Regions from separate parts of the Mus musculus genome. Here regions 2 and 3 are each linked to region 1. The links are chromatin loops, found by intact Hi-C in ENCODE. Cell type or tissue: left cerebral cortex. All regions are shown on one strand.

Evidence for each region. Peaks named below come from ENCODE experiments on the same cell type or tissue, not always from the same donor. Only the 100,000 strongest peaks of a DNase experiment are listed, where the experiment ranks them.
Region 2: it touches region 1 in a loop (3-fold over the local background); 2 of 42 quality-filtered maps call a loop at or near these places.
Region 3: it touches region 1 in a loop (10-fold over the local background); 14 of 42 quality-filtered maps call a loop at or near these places.

Annotation. Positions count from the first base shown.
Region 1 is chr5:33,271,492-33,279,491 of GRCm38, forward strand. It overlaps Ctbp1 (C-terminal binding protein 1), which reads right to left and starts at 3,513. Exons shown (of 10, transcript NM_001198861.1): 1 at 3,288-3,513. In left cerebral cortex, CTCF peaks have their summits at 2,757 (motif pointing left), 3,797 and 7,694; DNase peaks (open chromatin) are centred at 1,579, 2,733, 3,109, 3,570 and 3 more places; H3K4me3 peaks cover 3,070 bases; H3K27ac peaks cover 2,430 bases.
Region 2 is chr5:33,216,411-33,224,410 of GRCm38, forward strand. Spon2 (spondin 2, extracellular matrix protein) reads right to left here and starts at 1,828. Exons shown (of 6, transcript NM_133903.3): 1 at 1,538-1,828; 2 at 834-1,053; 3 at 187-410; 4 at 1-114. The coding sequence starts at 1,050. In left cerebral cortex, a CTCF peak has its summit at 2,574; DNase peaks (open chromatin) are centred at 2,439 and 4,288.
Region 3 is chr5:33,331,625-33,339,624 of GRCm38, forward strand. It overlaps Maea (macrophage erythroblast attacher), which reads left to right and starts at 3,948. Exons shown (of 9, transcript NM_021500.2): 1 at 3,948-4,021. The coding sequence starts at 3,953. In left cerebral cortex, no CTCF peak of the experiment used is centred here; DNase peaks (open chromatin) are centred at 3,832 and 4,512; H3K4me3 peaks cover 2,282 bases; H3K27ac peaks cover 1,783 bases.

The DNA of each region.
Region 1 (8,000 bases):
GCCACATTTCCAATCATGCTGGCTACTTTGTGTCTATGTGTAGCAGTTTGCCTGTGTGTGTTACAACAAATACTGCCAGTCTTGACATCCTAGAACACCTGCCTGTTCCAAAGCCAGTTGGGAAAACTATTTTCACTGGAAGAACACGACTTTCCAGCTTATTGGAGACTACTTCCCTTCCTGCCTTTCTTAACAGGACAACCTTCCAATGCTGTAGAGAGCCCTGGCCTTGTAAAGGACACAGAGGTCATGGGATTTACAGAAAGCTTCACTGCAGACTTATCTCCAGACGGAGCAGCCCTATGTATTTCTACTGGAGACAGTAGCAGGAAGAGCACCACAGCCACTCAAAACAAGGGATAGCAATGTGGGGGAGGGGTGCAGATCTTTCTGAGTCCTCACTTCCATGCTCCCAGTGAGGTACAAACCCTTGCAGCCCTGGCCCGTACATCATAATCCCAACCCTACTGAATTTTCCTTTGACCCACCCAAGCCAATGTAGCCCTGTCCCAAAATCTCCAAGCTCCGACTCTGTCTTTATAACACAGGTCTGATGCTGACTGGGGACATACAAAGACCTGGGACTTCACAGAAGCCAAGTCAGGGAAATCTGACAAGAGGCCACACAGAAAGTTTCAACTTTATAGAAAATGAGCGTGTCTTCTAAAGCTACCACCCAACACAGTAACAGTTTGGGCTCTGAGAAAGATAGTACATGTTTGTGAGCATGGCCCTCAGCCCCAGAGGGACAAGGACGCTGCAGCTGCTGCAGGACTGCTGAAAGACACGGTAGGCTGAACCCGTCTACCCCACAGAACCCAGAGTCACTGCTAACAGTGAGTGTGACGATGCAGAATGCAGGCACTGGTGCTGACAGACTTTCAGGTGCCATGGGTTAACTACAAAACCAAGTCCACATAAGCCGCTGCCTCTCTTGTGAAGAAGTTTACATCCCGGGGCTTGAAGGCAGGCCCCCTGCCCAGCACCAAGCAAGCCAAATCCTTTCCTGACACTAGAAGAATGAAAGCTAGTGTAAAGGTGCTGCCATGCAGTACAGACCTCAGGACATGTCTGCTTTCCATACCATGCCGGGAGGCCACACAGCTAGTAGGTCTCATGGACAGGGGGTCCTCAGCAGTACCCAGATCTAAGGATCAATGTCCACACAAGTTTCTTGCCAGGTTACCCTGTGGGCACTCACCAATGAAGTACAAAAGGCAGGTAGGAAATAGTGAGCTGCTGGAAGGACAGGAGTCTGTCCCACCTAGAACCCTGAAGGGGACACTAGACCTCTCTGAGCATGAGACTCATCTGGAAAAGGGCGAAACACAAGCTGAAACCTGCTACAGGTCCACAGGTGACAGAAGATAGAATAGCCAGAGAAGGACAGTGTATCACTGAGGTCCCACCAGGATTCCACAGGCCCCAGCCCACACTATGTACAACTAACATGGCACAGTGCCCTCAGACATCTGTGGAAGCCAGGCTGACACATACAGCAGGGCCATGCAGAGAAAGAGCAGCCTCAAACCACAGCTGCCACCCTAAATAGTAACAAGACAAGCAAACTCATAGAGTTCCGGAGAACAGTATGACCCCACACTACACCACAACGCTGTCCCTGAACTTGGCACATCCCACAGCTGTCACCCCATGTTGCAGATGAAACAGAGAGAACACACATATGAGCCCAGCCCATATTCACATCCTGCTATCATTCTTCCAGAGATCATGCTCCCCCGGGGTCTCAAAGATGTTAGTCCAACTCTATAATGGAGCCCCGATGTCCTGCATGCCAATCACACTGGGGTAAGCATCCTGTGTATCCCTGTTTATATTGGACACGTGCTCTGAATCTGGAAGTGACAAAGCAAAACACAGTAAGGGAACATACTACCCGGGGAATAAAACTGCTAGGTATCATCTTGCTGACACCCTGGCTCACTGGGTTCACTTTCCTAAATACTGGACAGCTAAACTCCTTCCCTTTTCCTTCCTACAAGGCAAATTTGTCCTAATCAATCAAAAGCTCAACACGACAAGGGACATAACCCTGGGCCAGGAAAGGTTTGACAGGCAAGGCTGTCCTGCTGATTTCTGGAAGGCAATGGGCTGGGCCTGCCCTCCCTACCCCATGGGAAATTTGGACTATAACCCTGCTGGTTTGGGTGCAGAGCCTCTTCCTACAAAAGTGTGTGTGTGTGTGTGTGTGTGTGTGTGTGTATACACATGAGCCTCCAGGGAGTTCAGCTCTGAAGAGGTGCAGTGTAGGGGAGGAGTACCCACCACCAGTCCAGGATGAAGGCAGGCCTGGAGGGCCTTACCCCGCCACACCCTGAAACAAACTGACAGGATCTGCAAAATGGCCTTGTGTGATAAGAGGTATAGTGGGCCATCACAGGGCGCCTCCCTTTTTCCCTCCTGCCTACAGTTCCTTATTTCCTGCTGGCAGCACACGCTGCGAGGATTCATCCCCTGCCAGCTTTCAGGCTATAAGGAAGAAGGCAGTGCCCTTGTGAGAACAGAGCTGGGGGTCAAGCCGTGTGGTCATTAAAGTGGAAGCGCCAAAGAGAGGGACACTGTAGGGCACTTGGACGGTGGGCAAAAGGCTCCTCCCTAATCCGAAACCTCTCGGCTGCCCCGCCCGAAGGTGGGGTCGTCTTCGCTGCGCGTGCGCCAGGCTACGCGGCCAGGGAACGCAGCCAAGGAAGGACTGCCCTCCACAGGCAGGACCCCTGTGGCTTAAGGACTTTCATAAATGAATAAAAAAAAACGTAAGTGGTCCAAATCCAGGTGCCAAGCTGAGCATCACTAAGTCGACCAGAGGGGTGATAGGCATGTAGGCCACCCATGTTCCCTCAGCGCCACCTCTAGAGACTACCCGCTCCCGGATCTGCCGACCCGAGGCCCATGCGGAATCCGCAGGCTCGTCACTCCGGGAACACCTAGGTCCCGGCTGGGTGTCCACGAGAAGGATCCTCGCGGGACCCCGGGCCAGGAAGACAGGCCCGGCTCGGTCACAGTCTGGGTCGCACCACCACAGGCCCCTTTGTCACCTGCGCGGGTCGCGAGCGGGCATCGGAAAATAGGGACGCGCACGCGCGTGCAGCAGTTCGCGCATGCGCATCACCCGTTGGCCTCCTGGGTTTCTCCCCCCCAACCAGGCGCGCGCGCAGCGAGCGCGCACGCGCACTCGCACACAAAGCCAGCGCCGCGCGCGCCCGGCCGCCCCGCCCCCGCCCCTCCACCCCCCGCCCGCAGCCGGAAATGCGCGCGCGCGGCCTTACCCAGCGGCAGGCCCTTGTTGAGCAAGTGGGAGCTGCCCATTGAAAGGTGCGGGTGGCCGCGGGCCCCGATGAGTCCGGCGCTCTCCGCCGCCGCGAGCCCTGCGCCTGGGGCGGCTTCGGCGCAGTCTGCTACTCCGCCCGGCCGCCTGCGCCCGGCCACCGCCGTGCCGAGCCGCCACCGCGCCGCCAGCCGCGCTCCGACCGACGAGCGGGCGGGGACACGCGGCGCGCGCGCGCGGGCGTGGCCTCGGTTGGTCTGCTGTTTGCAGGCAAGGCGGCGCGCTGGACGTACGCGGGCGGCTCAGGGGCCCAGCTGCCCGCCGGCCCGACGCTCGGCCCCCACCCCCAGCGCCCCTCCCAGGCTGGATTCCCTTCCTGGACACGCCCCCAGCTGTACCCGCCCCCGGCCTCCCCTCCCCTGCGCGTACCCCGGACTGCGCCCCTGCCACTCCTTGGCGCGGTGACCTGGGCCGGAGCCTGAGTGGTGAAGCAGCCCATCCGCGTGGGGCGCTACCAGTCTAGTCGCCGGGGCCTCAAGAGGACAGCGAGAGCGGTTCACTCGGCCCCTTGTGCGCTAGAGCTGGGGCCGCGGACCCAGGACCCAGGAGCTGGACAGCGCCCCAGCCAGGGAAAGTGATCTGTGCGCAGGGACAGATGCCCGCTGGCCACCCCAGAGTAAGCGACTGACTGTTGGTGGGACTGTCAGACAGGCGTAGCGAGGGATACCGCTTAGCTGTTAAAAAAAATAAAAATAAAAAAAAATAAAATAAAATAAAATAATAATAATAATTAATAATAATAATAATAATAACATCACGGGAACAGTCCAAACTGAAGGATGCTGAAGGCCATATGGTTACGAGTTTTGAAAATCAAATCTTTGAGAAAGGTGGGCAGTATCAATGAGGGATGACAAGGGCCTGGGCATCTGTTTACAGAAAAAATGCTTTGAAAATACCTTCCAATTCCATCTATTGGCAGACATGGATGGAGAAAAAGATCTAACAGGTGGAGTCTCAAACCTGCTACAGTATTTCCTAAATAGACTGAGGGCTAGGGGGGAAAGCCAGCAGATGTACACTTTCCCTTAATCCCCACCCCTATCCTGGACTGTCTCTCCTGGTCTGTTCCAGTTTTCTCGAGCTGCAGGTGACTCCCTACAGATCCATCCAAAGGGCTCCTCCCAGTTGTTCCATCCTAACATAGCAACTCCATGGCAGAGTGACACCTCCTATTCCTTCTCAGGCTGCCCAAATTCCCACTTTTTCTTGCACATTGTGACTAGGACCACCACATCACTCCATCCTTGTGAGGGATTATATCAGGGCTTGTATAAAAACCCTTAGGGCTCAAAAGATGGCCTAATAGGCCATCACTTGAAAGAGGCACATTGGACTTGCAAACTTTATATGCCCCAGTACAGGGGAACGCCAGGGCCAAAAAGGGGGAGTGGGTGGGTAGGAGAGTGGGGGGGGTGTGGGTATTGGGGACTTTTGGTATAGCATTGGAAATGTAAATGTGCTAAATACCTAATAAAAAAATGGAAAAAAAAAAAAGAAAAAAAAAACCCTTAGGGCCTCCCAGGAAACCTCGGAAACCTCCCAGGAAGCCTCGGAAACCCAGGCTTCTTGTCACCATCACACTGGCTTGGACTCCTACTCCAGGGATGGTCCCTGCAGGCAGGAGTCTGCTCCTGCGGATGTGAGGTAGAAAGCCACTAGGTAGAGATGTGGAGATGCACAGGTGGTTCTGAACATGCCCATCCTAAGAGACCCTATGACCTTAGGATTGCCCAAAGGCACCTGTAAGCACTTGCTCCTGAGAGAGCATCTGGTGTCTGTTGGGCCACATTCACCCTCACTCCACTCTGTTCAGCATTGCTCAAGGTCTGAAGTCCTGAGCCATCATCCTGGTGCCAGTAAGAGAGTATGATGTTTTACCCTTACCCTGGCAGTCTCCACCACAGGCCATAGGTTAGACTGGTTACTGGTAAATGGACCCATCCTGCCTGCCTCAGCTGTTTATCCTCTGGCAAAGCTGTACTTTCCCTGGGATCACACTTATCAGAGTGATAAGGGGATCCCAGTTGTTCCCTTACCAGAGAGTACTAGGTTTTCATCCAAGGAATGGGCCTGGTAACACAGCACTCCCCTCAGCTTAATCAAATCACATCTGCCCTCTGAGACTAGAGGATACCTTGTACCCAACCAAAGAGACCTATGGAGAGACAGGCCCAAGGCACTGCCCTGTGTGCCAGCCCTTCTTCGAAGTAATTTGAGAATCTAACATGAAAGGTTTACACTCTGCCTTTCTCAAATATTCGGATTGTTTACATAACTTATAGAATAAATAGTATGGAAACTGGATGGAGCTTTAAGCATATGCACTATGAGACATATTATAGGTATATTCCATATGCACTATAAGACATATTAGAGGTATATTCTGATGCTCTAAGTTCTACAGTGTAATGCTTACTTCCTCTTCTGGTCACCAAAAGATAGACACCTACCTACATATCTGCTGAGGCCCTGGAAAATATTAGGAAACTTTACAGGTGTTGTCTCTGTTAGTGAGACCTGGTGTTTGGGAACATGTGGAGCCCCGGAGCTCTGCAGAGACTTAGGAAAACAACACTCCAGAAAGTGAGCAGAAAATTCAAAGTCCAGATACAGTGCAGGAAACAGAAGGCTGTGGCTGGAGGCCAGGAAGAGCTGAGTTTGCAGGTTTGGGGAAGAGATATCATGGTTGTTGAGATACAAATGGCAGAGACCCCACAGGGCTTGTCAGCTTGATGCGGATGGGTGACTCAAAAAATACCTAGTAGCATCTAGAGGAAGGTTAGTATTAGGGACAGGAGGCAGAGCCCAAAGTCTGGCCACTAAGCAGAAAAGCTAGTGGAGACATAGGTCCTTATACTACATCCTCTCTATTTGGAATCAGGCTGAAATACACCAAGGTGGGGGTAAACAAACAATATTTGGAGAAAGCAATCTAGGCCTCTGCCTTGGACACTGAATGACAGAGCTTGCAGAAGATAACACATGCAAAAACTTCACAGTGGATTGAGTCCAGTAAAGAGGGTTCCTGAGAAGCAGGCACTCTCAGCTATTTTGGATCTATTTTGTTTTGAAATGTAGCTGTAGCCAACCCCTCCCTCAACTTCTGGGACACATCTTAAAATTAAGCAAATGTGATTTAAAAGAAGATGGCCAAGATAAGCTCATATATTTGAATGTTTGATCCCCAATTGATGAAACTGTTAGGGAAGGATTAGGAGGTGTGTCACTGGGAGTGAACTTTGAGGTTTCAAAAGCCTGTGTTATTCTCAGGTCCCTCTCTCTGCCTCCTGCTTACAGATCAGATGTTAAGTTCTCAGGAACTGCTTTGGCGTCATGCCTACCTACCTATGCCCTTGCTCACTGCCACAATGGCCATAAACTCTAACCTTCTGGAACTCTGGGCCCTTGAATTAAATTCTTTCTTGTTTAAGTTGTCTTGGTCATGGCATCACTTCACAGCAATAGAAAAATAGACGACAATAAAAGTGAGCCACAGATCAGCAGCTGCTTGCTTATGCTCCACAGCCTCCCTACAGGCCTCTTCAGTGTTGTGCCAGTGGCTCCTCTATGTATTGGTTACTTTTCTTATCACCAAGACAAAAAACCTGAAAGAAACAGTTTAAAAGGGCAAGGGTTTATTTTAGCTCAGGTGAGGTAGTCTGTCATGGCAGGGAAGGTGGAAATGAGAGCGGGTCAGCCCACAGTGGTGGTAGCATACAGCAGGGCTCCTCATATCTTAGTAGATCAGGAAGCAGAGAGCAGATACAACCTCCAACACCCCACTTCCCACCCCACGACCCCACCCCACCCCACCCCTTGTGCACACAGTGACCTACTTCTGCTAACTAATCCACAAGTTCTGTTGGTTTTCCAACCTCCCAAAACACTGCTGACATCTAGGAAGCAAGTATCCACAAACATTTTGAACTGGCAATTGTATCCCCTTTGTTGCCAGTCTTGACTTATTCCTAGTGCTGTCTTCTCTAGTTGTGGTTATGGCCACCCACTGAACTCTTATCTTCTATCCAGTGCAGTGACTAGATCTAGGCAAGACGCTTAAACACTCATGACCAATAAGCAACTTTCTGTGCATATGGCCCTGTGTTTCTCAAAGCTCCCTGACACTTCGCACATGCTAAATTCTGTACTTTGACAGTCCCCATCCTGAGGCAGCAATCGGGATCCTCCCAGAGCCTCAGAGCTCCCAGCATGAGCCTGGAAGAGAGATAAACACTCCCAGAAGAGAGGTTTGATGTAGCCAGAAACTGCAAGGCTGGGTCTGTGTAAAGATGCTCACAGCTCATCTTTCCTGAGTATGGTACCCATAGCTCCGCTAGAGGGCTCCAGTGGGAGTATAGTAAACATTTGTAGTGAACCCACACCAAGGTACTGCAAAATTTGAACCTCACAGCAGATCTGCACCACAAGCATCAGTGGGCTCTACAGCTAAGGCCTCACTTTCCTACCCAGATTCTCAGTGCTTTGTGGAAAACCACGCACGATTGGTGCCACAGCTAGTGTACCTCCCGGCCTCCAGATTTTCTGTATTTACAGCTATAGTTTGTCAACAAATAATATGAAATCAAAACACTGCTACAAAATATTCACAGCACAACATGGTTAGCTCTGCACACATTTGGGCTTGTCTACA
Region 2 (8,000 bases), 55 kb before region 1:
TGGATAAAGATCCAGGACCACCTGCTCCTTCCAGCGGCCTCCCTCACACAGGTCCAGACTGTCGATGCCCACAAACCAGTCAGGGCTGGGGACAATGCGTACCACGAAGGACACCTGGATGGGACCAGAAGACTTAGCAGCTGCAGCCATCGGGACATACCCTCTCCCAGGCTAGCCACAACTTACCAGCGAGTGCCTAGGGTGCACCTCTAACTCTGTGGAAGTCTGCCCGGTACCGCTAGGGATGGCAGGAGCTGAGAACACTGCGTGCACACTCTGAAGTTTCTCTCCTGCAGCTTCGATCTCCTTCATCAGTGCCCAGGCCTCACCACGCTCAGCAAAGTCCCTCAGCCCATTGCTGACATACTCATTCTTCCGCCACATGCTGTAGTCAGAGCTGTGAGCTGCCCCTGTGCAAAGGCCTGACTGCATGAGTATCCAGCGGGGTGGACAGCAGCAGGGCTATAGACTTTAATCCCACGGGGCTGTCCCCAGGGGACACATGTCCCTCTCCCCCTGCCCCCGCCCCCTCCCCAAATATCAGCTCCCTGACTGAATGGTAAGGAGCCACATCCACTTTGAACACAGAGAGACCGTAACATCCTTCACACTTATGTGGCTAAGACGCCTGGCTGGGTGACTGGTGTCCCCAGCTTTCCCGCAGCTACTGTGCCCTCCAACAGCCACTGGGACAGTGGGTATTTAGCAAGGGCTTCCTGTGTTGGATGTTTCTCAGATGACAGTGACTTGTACTGTGTGCTGTGAAGCCAGCAGGTACTGCTTCCTGCCCTGTAGCCTCCAGGATGAGGCAGAAGGAGGAAAGGTGCCCTTACCCAGCAGAGAGGACCACTGTGCAGGGGGCCGGAACAGGGGGTACTGCTTGGGAAATGCTGTCTGGCTCCACTTGCCAATGAAAGTGATGCTGTATCTAGCCAGAGGCCGGGCTGTACAAACCGATTCTCCCCCCAGCGGCTGGCTCGTGGTGGAGCCTATCATGGCCAGGAGGAAGACCCAAAGAGCTCTGCCCAGGGCAAGACTCACGTTTTCCATCACCTACAGCAGAGGGAGAGAAGAGTTGGCACCTTTAGTCCCAGGGCCCCTGTCCACGGAGCCCCAGGAGAGAACAGAACGAGCTCCCAGAGTGAGATGCCTGCAAACACACCGTTTGGTCCCCAGAATGTCCTTCGAGAGTTTCCCAGATGCCGCCCAGTGAAAAGGGCACCAGGTACGTGGCCGGTTTCACTGCTTGTCTGCAAGAATGTCAGTGTAACTTGTGAACTACAGCCCCCAGGACTGTAGTCCAAGGGACAAAAGGTCAATGGGTTTACAATTATCTCTGTCACACACCTCCTGGCCGCTCTACATTGTGTCCCCTGCACTGTGAAGTGCGCCTGGCTTGTACACTTCATGGACTAGCTGTGCATGGGGCTAGATTAGCAAAGCTGAGGTCATGCCCAGCCCCCAGGGTAGTCTCTGAGTGTTACAGATTGCTGTTCCAGGAGCCCCAGGCCCTCTTGAGATGTGAACAACCACTCACCTGGCAAAAGCGTCAGAGGCAGGCTGCTGGGCTTGTCAGCTGGAGGATTGGTCCCAGAGCTCCCAGATCCTATGTGTGCCCAAGGTTAGTGCCTCTGGCCAGCAGATAGGCCCCAGCTCTTCCTGTCTTCTGCCTCAGTGCCTGGTCCCAGAAAGTGCCAGAAGGGGCTTGAGACAAGGAAGCAAGAGGTTTTCCTGCTGCAGGGGTTCTCTGCTCAACCTTCTCACTAGTTCTGACTGCTGTGACCTGCTCCAAGTTGAGCTCACTCTCCGCCCCCTCGGGCTAACTGCTGCCCTGCCGCACCCCTTTCTTTGTCTTTCCCTCTCCCTTCCCTCTCTCCGCCCTCCTCCCTCCTCTCACAGGCTGTCTCTGGGTGGTGCTGCAAGGGGCTCTGTGTTCAGAGATAGGAGTCTGGGGCCAGAGGCCACATTGGTGCCCTGTCTGAACTTTGCCACAGATGTGGTCGAGATGTGACCCACATTTCTCCACTTGACAAATGTGTGTGTGTGTGTGTGTGTGTGTGTGTGTGTTGGGGTGCTGAGGAGCCCCAGATCTACCAGCTTAGCTGTAAAAGGCTTTGGGGCTCTGGGTTTCAGCCAGCCAGACACCTCTTTCTCATAGGGGTCTGAGGGCCCACTTGGCCAGCCGAAGGAAAGCAGCTCGGGGATTTCAAGCTGCTCCTTGGTCCACCTCCTCCCAGCTTCCAGGCCTCTGGTGTTCCTTTGGACTGGGTAGTAGATTCTGATGTTTACTGCAGTGCAGTGTCAGGGAAATACTCTCAAAACTACTGAGGAAGCCTAAGAACTAAGTAGAAAGAAGAGTGGAGAGAGACGACAAACGCAACCTCTGCCGGGTCCCCCACGTACCAAAATATCCAGGGAGCTGCTCCAAGACACATTCTGGGTTTTGGACCAAGTTAATGTTTCACTGTCAGACAGACAGTGAGAGAGAATAAATAGAATCTGCGAAGCTCAAATGCAAACAAAGAGAATGACTTCACCCTCATTTCAAATAAATAAGGCAGCCACATAGCGGCAACTGTGGACATAGCATTTAGGCACCAGGCCTAGAGACCAAAGACAGACTGCCCCAGAACGTCTCAAGCTGCTGGTGAAAGTCACCAAGAAGCCTAAAGCTTCTGTGGCTGTAGCTACCCGTGTGCAACTCACTTACAATAAGCAAGCTAGCCTGTGTTAACAGCAGTTGCTCAATGGCTTAAGCTGAGCAGCTGTAGGTCGCACATCGAGTAGCGATGTGGCATGGCTTGTCAGCAGTACATATTCCCACCGTGTGGCCAGAGAGAAGATGGTCGAACTGCTGTATCTACTACAGCTCATCCAACCGATGCAGAAGGAAGCCATGACGACAATTAAGCCTGCGTAAACACTAGAACAAGGACTTTCTTCCCCTTTTCAGATAAAGGCGCCCTAAGGCAGCTTAGAAAATCCCACTATGCCTCAACGGACAATGGGCGTAGACAGACGCTCTTATGAAATGGACTTGGCCCTGTGGACCCCGAGGGATCTTTACTGTTGACCTTTCATTCAGAGGCCTGCTCTCCTCTAATTTGCCTTGTGCTCTGTGACTAGCTATGGACCATGCTTGTCATAGGATCCAGGTTTCTCACATCTGGCAAGAGTTCCAGAGCTTCAGGGACCAGGATGCTCACAGTGTTACTGGAGAGGGGATGCAGGAGCCAGTGCTGATTGTGCTATGTGTTTTTGTGTGTGTGTGTGGGGGGGGGGGTCCTTAGAGCAGTCATAGATCTGTACCTAGAGCTAGCCAGGCCAATGTCCACCTACCAGAGCTTAGGCTCCTAGGAAGAGGATACTAAATGACTCCAGCTCAGCCAAGAGTCACTGTGGGCAACTTCAGTCCAGATCCCTATGCCCAGCGTAGCCCCTAAGGCTCACTGTATTCCAAACGACAAGGTAGTCATCAACAGCCCCAGCCCAGGGCAGCAGAAAGCTTCTCTCTCAGCCTCAAGTCCATGAAGTGACTTGGGTAGCCACTGATTTGGCAATGAGAACAAGCCAAAGCCAGACACCTCCAAACAGAGTGGCCACCGCCAAGCCAGGGTTGCCCCAGGAGGGCTGGGCAGGAGGCTAGCCAGGCAAGAAATTCCTTTAGTGGTGGCAGTGTCCCCTAAAAAGGAAAATCCCTGAGCATGTTCATGGACATGATGGGACACGGGGAGGACTTGGCCACAGTGTAACAATGGTTCTTTCAGGGCTTATATCCCTCCTTAGGTGTGGCACAGGCTCCTAGGCCTGACCTGGGCAGAGACATGCTCCCAAGTCACATCTGCTGACTCAAGCTTGGGATCCCCACCCATAGCATGGCTGTCTCCTGTGGTGCACGCAGGCTTCGGGCATGCCTGGCTGCCAGGTGTCCCAGCTATGAGTTAAAAACTCACCCTCAGATACCATACCCGCAGGCACCCACCGACCCACACTCCATTGCTCACCGGCTCCAACCTGGCTCCATGATGCATGCTCTCTATACAAATGCTTTCAAGAGTCCAGCCTTGGGCAGTATTCCCAGAATGGGGCTACCAGACTGGCTCCCTCGTGAGCTCCCCTCCCCCTCTCTACTGGGCACTGGACAGTCCCAGCACTGGGCCTTTGCTTACAGTCCCTCTACCTAAAGAGAGCTCTTCCAAGCTGGCTTTGGGTCTCAGGGAAAGCTCGGCAGTCATCCAACCCAGAGTAGCATCTGCTCGCCCACACTAGCCTTTCAGCCCACTTCACGACTACTTTCCATCTCCTGCAGAGAGGGAAAGCCATCCCAGCCCCGTAAGCAGCTTGAGTTTTACTGCAGGATGTTATGTGCTCACAGAGGCATGAGTAGGCTGAGGGCAGACTCTGGACTAGGCTTCTGGGCACAACTTCTAGAGCTATGCAATTAGCTGGGCTGCAAAGTTGGCTGCTAGACCAACCCGCTCAGGAACTTGTCCCACGGGGCATTGCTGCCTTCCTCCCTTCTGTTCTCCCTCCCTCCTTTCCTGTCTCCCATGTCAGTAATCTGGGTCAGATTTCAAATAGCACCCTCTGACTCAGGACCTGAACTCTATCCAGTGAGCAAGGCCTGGCTTCAGCTTTGCGCCCTTTGGTTTCTTGGAAGACATCTAGGAAGAAAGTGAGAGCAAGAAGCCTCAGCACCCACCCTATCCACACCCCTTAGCTTCTGAGCCCATGCAAGTGGGGCCGCTTGCACGAGTGTGAGCACTACAACTACGCAACCCCAGAGGGAGCACTGAACATGTCCTCCCAAGTCAGCACAGCATGTCTGTACCAGGCAAGTGTAGGAGACCAGACCATGCCTGGCACCTGAGCGGTCAGGAGAAGACTGGCCAATGCTGTGTGGCTCTAAGGCAGACTGTCCCCTTCTATGGCACAACAGTTGGCCTCCTTTCAATGTGAATTTGAGGCAACGAAATGACTGCTAAGGCCTAGTGACCTACATTCCATCCCTAAACCCATGTGAAGGTGAAGAGAGAGCAAAAATGGGGGTGGAGTGGTGTAAGAACTCCTGAGAACTCTCTCCATCAAAGCAACAAGGAAACAGGCAAAGATAATTGGACAGGACCAGAACGTGGTGTCTAAAGTGATGACAGGACCACACAACGGTATGGTTAAGGGGAAGGCTTTTGTTATAGGAGAGAGGGAAAGGGACAGGGACAGGGAGAGGGACAGGGAGAGGGAGAGGGACAGGGACAGGGACAGGGACAGGGACAGGGACAGGGACAGGGACAGGGAGAGGAACATAGTGAGAAATAGCAGGGTTATAAGGAAGATGAGTAGCTGGGGGGAGTAGCCTATGAGCTGGAGGGCATTCAGGGTAGGGGAGAAGGCGGGCTGCTGGCATGGACTTTGAAAGGTGAGGGGAATTACTCCTTTGGGCAGATGGGAATCAGTTTTTCAAGCTCCCGATGAATGCTGGCTTTTATCTAAGTGCCAGTCCATGCTGAACTCCTTTCTGAATATTTGGACTGCCTTTTTGGAGTTTGGGAAATTGGTGTTTACTTTGGATTTGACACTTAGTAGACCAAGGCAGGTGGATCTCTGTGAGTTCTAGGTCAGCCTGTTCTACACACTTAAGTCCAGGTTAGCCAAAACTGCATAGTGAGACTGTTTCACAAAGTTAAAAAAAGGAAGAAATGTCTGGACAGGGATTTGGGTACTCTGGAAAGTAACCAAAGGCTTGCAACAATAAATGGGAAGTTATTTTGTCAAAAAATTAGGGAAGGTGGCAAGCCTTTAACTACCTCAGATCTAAACTTTTCCTCCACTGATAGTGAAACTAGAGACTGTAAGCCAAGGCCTGGGACAGCATGAGGCTGGAGACTTCTTAGAGCATCATTTCCAGAAAGTCATCTTTATGTCCACTCTCTGGTAGCTCCCTAGAAGACGCGACTTGGGAAGCTGACCTTAGATGACTTGATTCTAAGCCTGTCCCCAGAGATTTTTGTTGGAAACAACTACAGGTAATGCTTAAGGCTGTTGTCCAAGGGCTGGGTAAAGATCGAGCGAGGCCAAAATACCTAGAATGAAAATCTCAGAGGCAGGAAGGACACAGGGGACGCTGAGAACTCCTGGCACATTCCTAAGACCCTAGAAGGCCGTACATTCCAAGAGCTCAGGAAATGCCAGTGCTCAGGCAAGGCCTGACAAGGCCCCTGCTTCACCTCTGACTGAACTTGGGGCTCTTTGAAAGCAGGAAGTGGGGGCTAATGCACTTACTAGGTGCCTGGCTGACTGTCTCTATCGTGTCCCAACATACAGAGAAGCCCACAGCTGGAAGATGAACTGACTCCAGGCATCTTCAGTCCCGTAATTCACTGACCACTGAGTTAACCAGGAAAAGATTCTATGGCCATGCATGGCAAAGAACACAGATATTTCAAACTTAAGCTGGAAAAGTCACTAAAGAAACCTCAACAAACAGCAACCCCTGAAGAGAGGAAGCATCTAATTTCCAGAGCTGTCAAATTATACTCTCTAAGCTGTTCAGGTTCCAGCAAAAAAAATGTACAAAACATGCAAAAGCAGAAGGAAGCACGGCCCATACAGAGAGTAAGAAAGCAGCTACAAAAATGCACTGAGGAAGCACAGGCCTTGGGGACACTGGCTAAAGACTTTACCAGTCACAAGCATGCTCAGAGACCTAAGAGCCAGGCATGGCAGCTCGCACATCCAATCCCAGCACTTAGGAGGCAGAAGCAGGATTAGGACAAATTCCAAGCCAGGCTCCTCTCCATAACAAGCTATAGGTCCACCTGGAGTAGGTAATACGATCCTGCCACAAACTGGCTGCATCCCGCAGAGGAAGCCACATCTGATAAAGTGTGAGAGTGATACCTCACAGAGGAATGTGATACCAGCGAATGGTAGAAATTACAGGACAACATAAGCCTTGAAGTTGAAAAGTGAGATAACTGAACCATTCTTTTCATTACAGGAGCACCACAGGAGATCTGGGAAGACGGGATTAAAAGTCCATAAAAGGAATAGATCAGTTGATATTATCCAGTCTCGGAAAGAAAACAGGATAATGGAAACTAAACAAACACTAGAGACTTGCAGGGAGCCCTCAAACACAAACAATTGCGTAACTGAAGTCCCAAGGGGGAGAAGAGGAGATGCAAGAGTGTCTGTGTAGAAACCATAACTCTTGTCCTAAGGGACTAGCAAACAGTTTATTCTGGAGCCATTTTGAATGACCATGGCCCCAGAAACACAGATTTAGGTTACCCCCAATTCTGTGTTCCAGTGTGGGAGTAGTAGTTCCGCAGGGTTTTTATACGTTTTATAGAACAAAAATTGCCATGAATCAAGGCAACTTTAAAAGACATTGATGGGTGCACCAGAGAGGTAGGTACAAGATGGGACAACTGCATCATACACAGACCCAAGATGGCATCTGATGGCACTGTCTGGTTCTCTGTGGAAGCCAGTGTCCTGCTAAGTTAAAGCTTCTAGGAGATTTTCATTAATTATCGCAAGATGTTAGTTCTAAGTTACTAGCTTCTGAGAGGTTTTTATTTATTATCCTAGAGTATTAGTTCAGAAACAGAGTGTGGCAGGGCATGGCTGTTCCAGAAGGCTAACACTAGTCCAAGATAAAGCAATTAGCCTCTGAGCCTACCAAATCCCCACGTCTTCACAGCACTGACATTCCAGTTGGCCCATCAGTCTCTGCAGACACAGGCTACTTCCAGGAGTTTTCTTGTACAGAGCCAGCCATGGTTTCTTTTCAGGAATTTTCATTCACAAGAGAAAAATTATGTGAAAAAAGTAACAGCTGAAACTTTCCAAGACAGATGACAAAAGGTAATGTACACACCCAAGAAGCTCAATGATTCTGTATGGAACATGCAAGACCATCACGGTCATAGCTAAGCATTCACAGGCCAAAGAGTCCTGGATCGGCAAGAGAAAACCAATCCATCAGAGGCAAGCGT
Region 3 (8,000 bases), 60 kb after region 1:
TCTGATTCAGAACTACTAAGAACTGGCTTCTCTAATTGATCTTTTTTCTTTTCTTTTTTCTTCTCCTTCCTTCCAATCTCTCCCCAGGTATTCTTACCTGACCTAAACTTTTCCTCAGGTTCAAGACCCGTGGAAAGGCCTGTATACTTATTTTGTGTACCATATTTTCTCTTTGCTCCTACTCTCTCTCCCCGCTTTACTTCTGATAGATTGTCCTGAATTTCATCTAGAATCCGCCCTGCCTTAACCACTTGATAACATGTGAAAAGGAACAAAAGGGCTTCTAACACTAGAAAAAATTCAAGGCCAAACATACCTTGTAAAGCCATTTTCCACTTTACTTCTGATAGACTGTCTTGAATTTCCTTAGAAAGTTCAAGACCAGACTGACCTTGTAAAGCTGTACTCACTGGTACTCTGTTCCCCCAGCTGAAAAGTTCTGAATTCATGCAGTTGAATCCTTCTTAACAGTCTGCTTTACGGGAACCTTTATTACCGCGACCCGCAGTTCTGGTTCTGGAATGAGGGATCTTCCTTGCGCCGGTGATGGTAATTTTCGTCCCAGGTTTTCTCTTCCCGGGGTTTTCTCGTCCCGGAATTTTTCGTCCCGGAATTCGGCACCAATTCTTACTCGCGTTCGCGCGCCCGGCCAGGAAAGAACACAACAAACCAGAATCTTCTGCGGCAAAACTTTATTGCTTACATCTTCAGGAGCCAGGAGCGCAAACCCCCAAGCCCCAAAACGAAAGCGCCCCGCTTACATCTTTAGGAGCCAGAGCTCCGGCGCGCCAAAGCGCAGAGCGCGCTCTATTGTTTACATCTTTAGGACCAAGCGAGCAGGCGCCAGAGCCAGAGAGAGAATGGCGGAAACCCCGTCCCCTTTAAGGAGGAGTTATCCTTCGCTTAGGACGCATCACTCCCTGATTGGCTGCAGCCCATGGCCGAGCTGACGTTCACGGGAAAGGCAGAGTACAAGTAGTCGTAAAATACCCTTGGCACATGCGCAGATTATTTGTTTACCACTTAGAACACAGGATGTCAGCGCCATCTTGTGACGGCGAATGTGGGGGCGGCTCCCAACACATGCCCAAACATAAAATCTCCCTACCATCTGAGCAGACTCTGGCGCAATCTTTTGGTTCCCTCCCTACTGGGGAGACCATCATCTTTTTGTGTTTTGTCATGCCTTTGTGTATGCGCTTCTGCTTTCAACAAAGCATGGTTGAATGGTAAGGCTTTGCTTTTCCTGTCTTTTTATTCTTTAAATCAACAGAATAAGAATTCATTCCTACAACCCTAGACATACCATCCTGATGAAAGAAAATAAAACTTGAGACCTGTGATTCATGTAATGTATGTCAAATAGCCCAAAGAGTTGTTTGTGTGCTTTGAAACCTGGGGCTGAGAACATAGCAGAACAGGCCAGGACATGCCTGGGCAGGCCTGTCGTTAAGACATTCCTGAGGCTGCTTGGCCATAAAGATAAAGAAAGATAAAGAGAATGACATGCCAGACTGGCCTGGCGCCTCCCTATCTCCCACCCTTCTGACCTAAGTTAAATGTTAACAGGCTGCTGATGTTTAAATGGACCTATCATGTGAAACCACGCCAATTCTTCCCTGCTGATGTTTAAATGAACCAATCATGTGAAACTGCGCCAATTCCTCCCCCAGCCCCACCCCTTTTCTTTAGAAACCACTAGCTTCCAAGCCTCATGGTCAAATCCACTGTCTCCTTCATGAGCTCCGCCATTAAAGGGTCTGTGGGAAGCCATTCCGGACTCCCTGGTCAGCCGGACAGAAATCTGTGCCAGGCAGTCAACAAGCCCATATTTGGTGGATGGCTTGCCCTTAATCCCTGATTGGCTGAGCAAGCCTGCCTGGTGAGGTGATGTGACCTGTGGTGATTGATTGAGGCATGGTTGTGGCTTGAGTGGATAAAAACTCTTGTACCCCGAGAGGCGGGGGATTTGAAGAGAGAAGCTGCCTGAGCAAACTGCTTTAAGAAGAACTGGTGGTTTGTTTTCCTTGCTGGTTGAGTTGGACGCAACAGGGGTCGAAACCACTGTCTCCTGCGTGAGATATGTTTCGACCCAGAGCTCTGCCATTAAACTACCTCGTGTTTTTACATCAAGATGGTCGTCTGTTCGTGATTCTTGGGTGCACGCCAAATCGGGAGTTGAGTGGGGGTTTCCCCACTAGGCTCTTTCACTGACAGCATCAGAGAAGAATATATGTTTCTCTCTTTGGGTTAGTTTTGAATCCAGGAAGCCACAAAGTTGGCCTCTAAGGGGGCCAACATCATATATTACAGCCCTGGACTTAAATGTGACCATGTAAGAGAGTCAGACAGAATGGCTACAGAGGGGAATATGTAATGCCACTGTGCAAATGTGGACTGGAGGACTCACAGTCACTGATTTCTTCATCATCTAACTCTATAAGACTAAAGACTAGGGGGAGGGAGGCATGGAACCTGCATGGGAGATGGTATCATCTGAGAAGGGGCACAGAAGATCTGTGAAACAAGAGAATCTCTGTTGAGTTCGAGGCTAGCCTGGTCTACATAGAGTTCCAAGATAGAGTCTCAAGGAAAAACAAAACAAAGATCCAGTTCTGTAAAATACAAAAGACAACTTAATGTAGAAGTCATTTCCTAAGGAATGAAATGTAATTCCATTTTTAATTTTAAAAGCAGGCGAGGAGGGCTGGAGAGATGGCTCATGGGTTAAGAGCACATGCTGGTCTTGTAGAGAACTCAAGTTTAGTACTCAGCACCCATGTGCTTGTCTCACAACAATCTGTAACTCTAGTTCCTGGGGGATCTAACGCTCTCTTCTGGCTTCTGCAGAAATCATGCAAACGTGAGGTAGGTTCAATTCACCAAAAAAAAAAAAAAAAAAAAAAAAAAAAAAAAAAAAAAGCCATTCAGTTCAGATAAAGGGTTTTAGTGACCCTCAAGTTTATTGTCTGGCTACCAACAAATGGCCAAATTGAGTTCAAAATAGAAGAATTAGAATGTAGGTAAAAGGCATGATAATTAAGCAATCTCAGTCAAGGTGTGGTCTGGTTGATAGTTACTTCAATTCTGTTTTTCAGGTGGTTTAAAGAAGTCCTCATTGCCTTAGGGAACAGACTGATTCTCAGGTCTTGTGACATGTGCTGTAGGGTGAAGCCTACATCACAGATAATTGCTTTCACTCAGGAGCCCTGGAAGATCCACGTTGCTTAGTTTATCAGAAAGATGTTAACTGATCATTACTATTGCTCCAGGAATTCAACTTGACTACAAGTTTAGGTCAGGGACTGGACACCTTCAGACGCCTTTTGGACCCCAAATCAAGGATTCATCGCTTTTTCACAAATGCAGTTCCCAAGTGTTCCTTATGTTATTACTGGCAGGAAAGCACAGCTGCTCGATAGCCCCTCCCTGTCTTATTCTATTGTAAACATTCTTTATCTTTTATTGGGAAGCCCGCTCTTGGACGCCAGAGCTGTTAATCGGCGAAAATGGAGATGAAGGAAAGTAGTTCCCGGATGGCAAAAACCGCACCCCTAAGTGACCATTCAGAGATAACGGCCACCGAGCGCTGAGGCAGGGCCTGTGACCACTACGGGAGGCGACTTCGGAGGTGTGTGTGTGGGGGGGGGGTGCGACCACAACGTGAGTCGTCTCAGCCCCAACCCTCCGAACGTCCATGGCGTCGGGATCCCCGCTCTACTAAATCCGCATCTGCGGCCTACGCCAGCGGACAATTCAATGAGGAAGCCGCTCTCTAGAGCTGCCGGCGATTGGTCGAGCCCGTGAAAGATGATTGGCTCTGGCCTTCTTCCGCTCGGGCGGCCCGGTGACACGATTGGTGCAGACTCATAGCCGCTCCGCCTGCTCCCGTACGTAGCACGTCACTATCCGGCGTGCCCCGTACCCGCCTCCTCCGCTCGGCCGGCCCAAGATGGCGGTGCAGGAGTCGGCGGCCCAGCTGTCCATGACCCTGAAGGTGCAGGAGTACCCGACCCTCAAGGTGCGTTCTAGGCGCGGCTAGGGTCGCCACCGCATCTTGGGAGGGGTCGTGGTGGTGCAGGGGCTGGGTCGCTGCCGGAGTCGCTTCTGGAGGGACTGCACGGCCGGGGGCGGGGTCGGGGGCGGTGGGGCTGCGGCTCTCCAGCGCGATGGGCACGGGCCGGGGCCTCCCGATGGGGCCAAGGGGGACCTCTCGGTGTACTGTGACCTAGGTGGTGCGGGGCGACAGAGTCAGAGGGCTTCCGAGGCCCGGGCGGCGGGGCCTGAGCCCTGCCTCCCACCCAGCCTTCAAAGCCGAGAGGCTGCGGGCCGTGCGAGTGCGGGCAGCGAGGCCACGGCCGGGGCGGCGGGCACTAAAGAACCAGGGGCCCTGGACGCGGAGGTGGGTCGCGGCGGCCCCGGGGCGTCCTTCCGGAAGCTCGGCCTGGGGCGTGGCGGGCATGCCTCTGGTGCTAATTAGGGGGCCAGTGGGGAGCACTGGCGACCCGGTGGCACCCCGCCTCGCTGGGCGTCCCCAGAACTCCAGCGCAGCTCCTGCCCTTGGTTTCCGGGGCGTGACCTTGGGTGGTCGCTGCGCCAGTGCGTTCCTTTAGGACAAACGTTCATCCCCGCCGGAAGACTGGGAGGCTTCAGTTGCTAGAGGGCTTGATGGTACCGGATGGACTGCGGTGAAGTACCTGGGAAGAAAAGCCTTAAGAGGAAGAAAAAAATTCTTTGGTTCCAAGGAAGGCCGGCAGAGCCTTCGTGTTCTACATTCCTTGGCTGAGGTCTGGGCAGCTTTTCTTCTGGAGCTCTTGGCACCTCATCCATCTCTTTGGTGACCCAGTGGTTGTTTGGTGGTGGGTGGGTGGGTCGTTTAGCTAAGGTTGAAGACTACAGGTTCTAGGCGAGACCGCTTTTTCTGTGCTTAGGGAGACCCAGATTGTATGGGAGGCACCTGACTTCTGCTGGTGTTCCCTTGTCTGATGTAAGCCCTAGGGAGCACTTGTTTTCCTCCCCGAGGGTGAAGTGAGCGAGCTTATATTGCACATGGAAGTCTTGGCATTCCCTGGAAGGCATCTCTTGTCATTGTCCCTGTGACATCTGACTGCTCTGGAGTAGTTTGTCTTCACAGGAGGGCAGAAGCAAGGCCCAGCTGGCCTTCTTCTATAGTTGGTGAGCAGCCATATTTGATCAATGTTTTGTATCCTGTGCTTTATTTGACTAAGGAAGGGAGCAAACACCACCAGTCTTTTTTGTCAGATGTTCAAAATGTATGGCTTGGGGGAGTAGGAGGTACTTGTGACAGACCTCGGTCTTGTACGTGCTAGGCCAATGCTCTGCTACTGAGCTACATCCTCAGGCCTTGTTTTCTTTCTTTCTTTTCTTTTCTTTTCTTTTCTTTTCTTTTTTTTTTTTTTTTTTTTTTTTTTTGAGGCAGGCTTCTGTAGGCCATGAATCCGAGTGCTGGGATTACAGGTGACTCTTACCAATCCTGTAGTTTCCTGGCACTCTTGGATTTCTGTTGATTGACAGATGGAAACCCTGACTCTTAACAGTGGTCATACTTGGGGCCTTCTATCACTAGACCTGTAACCACTGACGTCTGGGCCTCGCCAGGACTTCCAGACCTGTTGCAATGAGGTTGCTTTGGGAGAACGTGGCTATTTGTTCTGGCTGGTGAATTTGGGACCCACAGACAGGAAAGGTTTCAGAGCTCCCTCCCTCTCTGGCTTACTGAACGCATTAGGCAGTGAAATGGATGGTCAGGGTTCCTCCAGTCCGTCCTCTGGTGACCAGGAATGCACTCTGCATTCCAAAGCTATTGCACAGCTCTGACGAAAACGATTCTGTGGATCTCTGTGCAGGTACAGAGAGGTGGTGGTGTCATGGAAACAGAATCACACCTTTTCTTTTCTTTTTTTCTCTTTGACGAATGATAGAAAGAAAAGTTTTTGTGAGTAGAAATGCTACTCCCTCCAGGTCCTGCAGACCCTTGCCTTATAACTTCTCTGCTTTGTTGACAGTGTATCTTTGCTTTGTTCACGTTTTCCCCTTACATTGTTGTTGTTTGGCTGGTTTTGACTTGTTTTTTTTTGAGACAGGTCTGTTGTAGCCTTGGCTGGGCTGTAACTCACTGGGATAGCTAAGGATGACCTTGAGTTTCTGATCCTTCTTACTGTCTCCTGAATGCTGGGATTCCAGGCAGTGCAGTGAGAGAGATCAGATCCAGGACATCTGCATGATGGGCAAACATCCTGCCAACTGAGATGCATACTTAGCTGCACTTCTGTACTTTTTCAACAGTAATTGATGGTGGGCACTTTATACTTTGATTCAGAAGTGTTTGATGACAGAATCAATCAGAATACCAGGAGAGAGGTGTTTGTGGTCAGTCCTTAGGAGGGTCCAGATGCATGTATGGCATGTGGGTTGGGATCCCTCCCAGAAGTGAAGACTGGTGGCTGGAGGGCTCCCCAAAAGCAGTTGGGACTGCAGTATACTGGACAGACTTAAATTTTTTAAGATTTATTCTTTGAACATTTCATAACTTATGTATGTTTATTGACAGATTGTTCACCTGCAGAGCAAGGCCTCTTCAGATGTGCAGCCTTGGGATCTGGCGGGTGGCTTAAGCAGTGGACCTAGATGTCTGTTTTGCAGTCTCAGGCACCTGGCAGCCATCTTCTTTTCCTGTGAGGGGCTATGGTGGCATCCCCTGACCCTGGGCATGGCTCTTTTCTGTTCCTGTGTTTCCTCCATAGTGGTGGCCTGGCACAGGCTTCTTTATAAGCCTTGGAACCTTCCAGCTTCATTATCCCAGTGGTATCCCTAGCCTCTACCTACCAGGTGTAGGAGTATCCCCAGAATACCTCCAGACATTGCCAGGTTGCCTTGGATACAAAGTCACCAGCATGAGGACCTCTGGACTGAATGTTGCTTTAGGGAACTTGTTTCTGTGTTTTTCAGAGCTCTGGGAATGTGGTTCATGAGACATCCTCTTGTATTCTGACTGTAGCTTTTTTTCCTGTTGAAGTCTGACTGGTGCCAGATTGAAAGTGACAGGTCTTTGAAGCAAGGGGAGACTAGGATTCGTGGCCCAGAATCATAAACTAAGATCCCCTGTTTGAATTATTTTTTTAAGCTTTTTGTTGTTGTTATAAAGGGAGATTTTTCTTCTTTAGTCTACTGAAGTGATCATCATTCCATTAATATTTCTACTCTTTTTTTTTTAACCCCCCCTTCAGGTAGCTGTAGCATAGTATTGTGTCACCTTTTCTACTTGCCACCTAATCAGGTGGCAACTGTCCAGTGTCAGGACCTGAAGATATTGGGGTAGCCAGCCCTGGACCCCAGCTTCTTTCTGAATCTCACCCTGGTGGTGTACCTTGATCCTCTTTGGAGCCCAGTCAGGTTCCCAGCTTCCACAGTTCTCTTATACACAGACACTCAAGTATGCACACACACACACACACACACACACAGAGCTGCTGCTGCTTTACGGAAACCTGGGTACAGTATTCTCAAGCATAATCTTTCGTGTCCTTGAAGTTTGTTCTTACAGAAATACTTCCTTGCCTTTCCTGCCTTGCATTTGATAACAGACTGATTGACCAAATACTGCTTTGGAAATTCACAGCCTGAATTATCACAGAGAATGTGAGTGCCTAGTGCATACCCTGGATTAAACTTCTAGAGCAGTTTTGTAAACCTGATCTTGGCTGCGTTGGGAGGATCATCAAGTATGAGAGATGCTAATAGCCATAAAAGTTTGACTTGGGACATGCACTTACTGCTAGGTGGTGGCCATAGTGGAATCCTAGAGTAGGCCAGACCTTTTCATATACAAATTTGAGCCAGCTGTTCTCAGTGTTCAGGCTGTTTGATACTAAGGATGCTTGGTCCACTCTTTGCCCTTAAGTACTTAGAAAACTGTAATTTTATTCATTTGCCAAACCCTGCCACTTTTCAACACTCTGTGTTCTAGTCTGGAGCAGCCT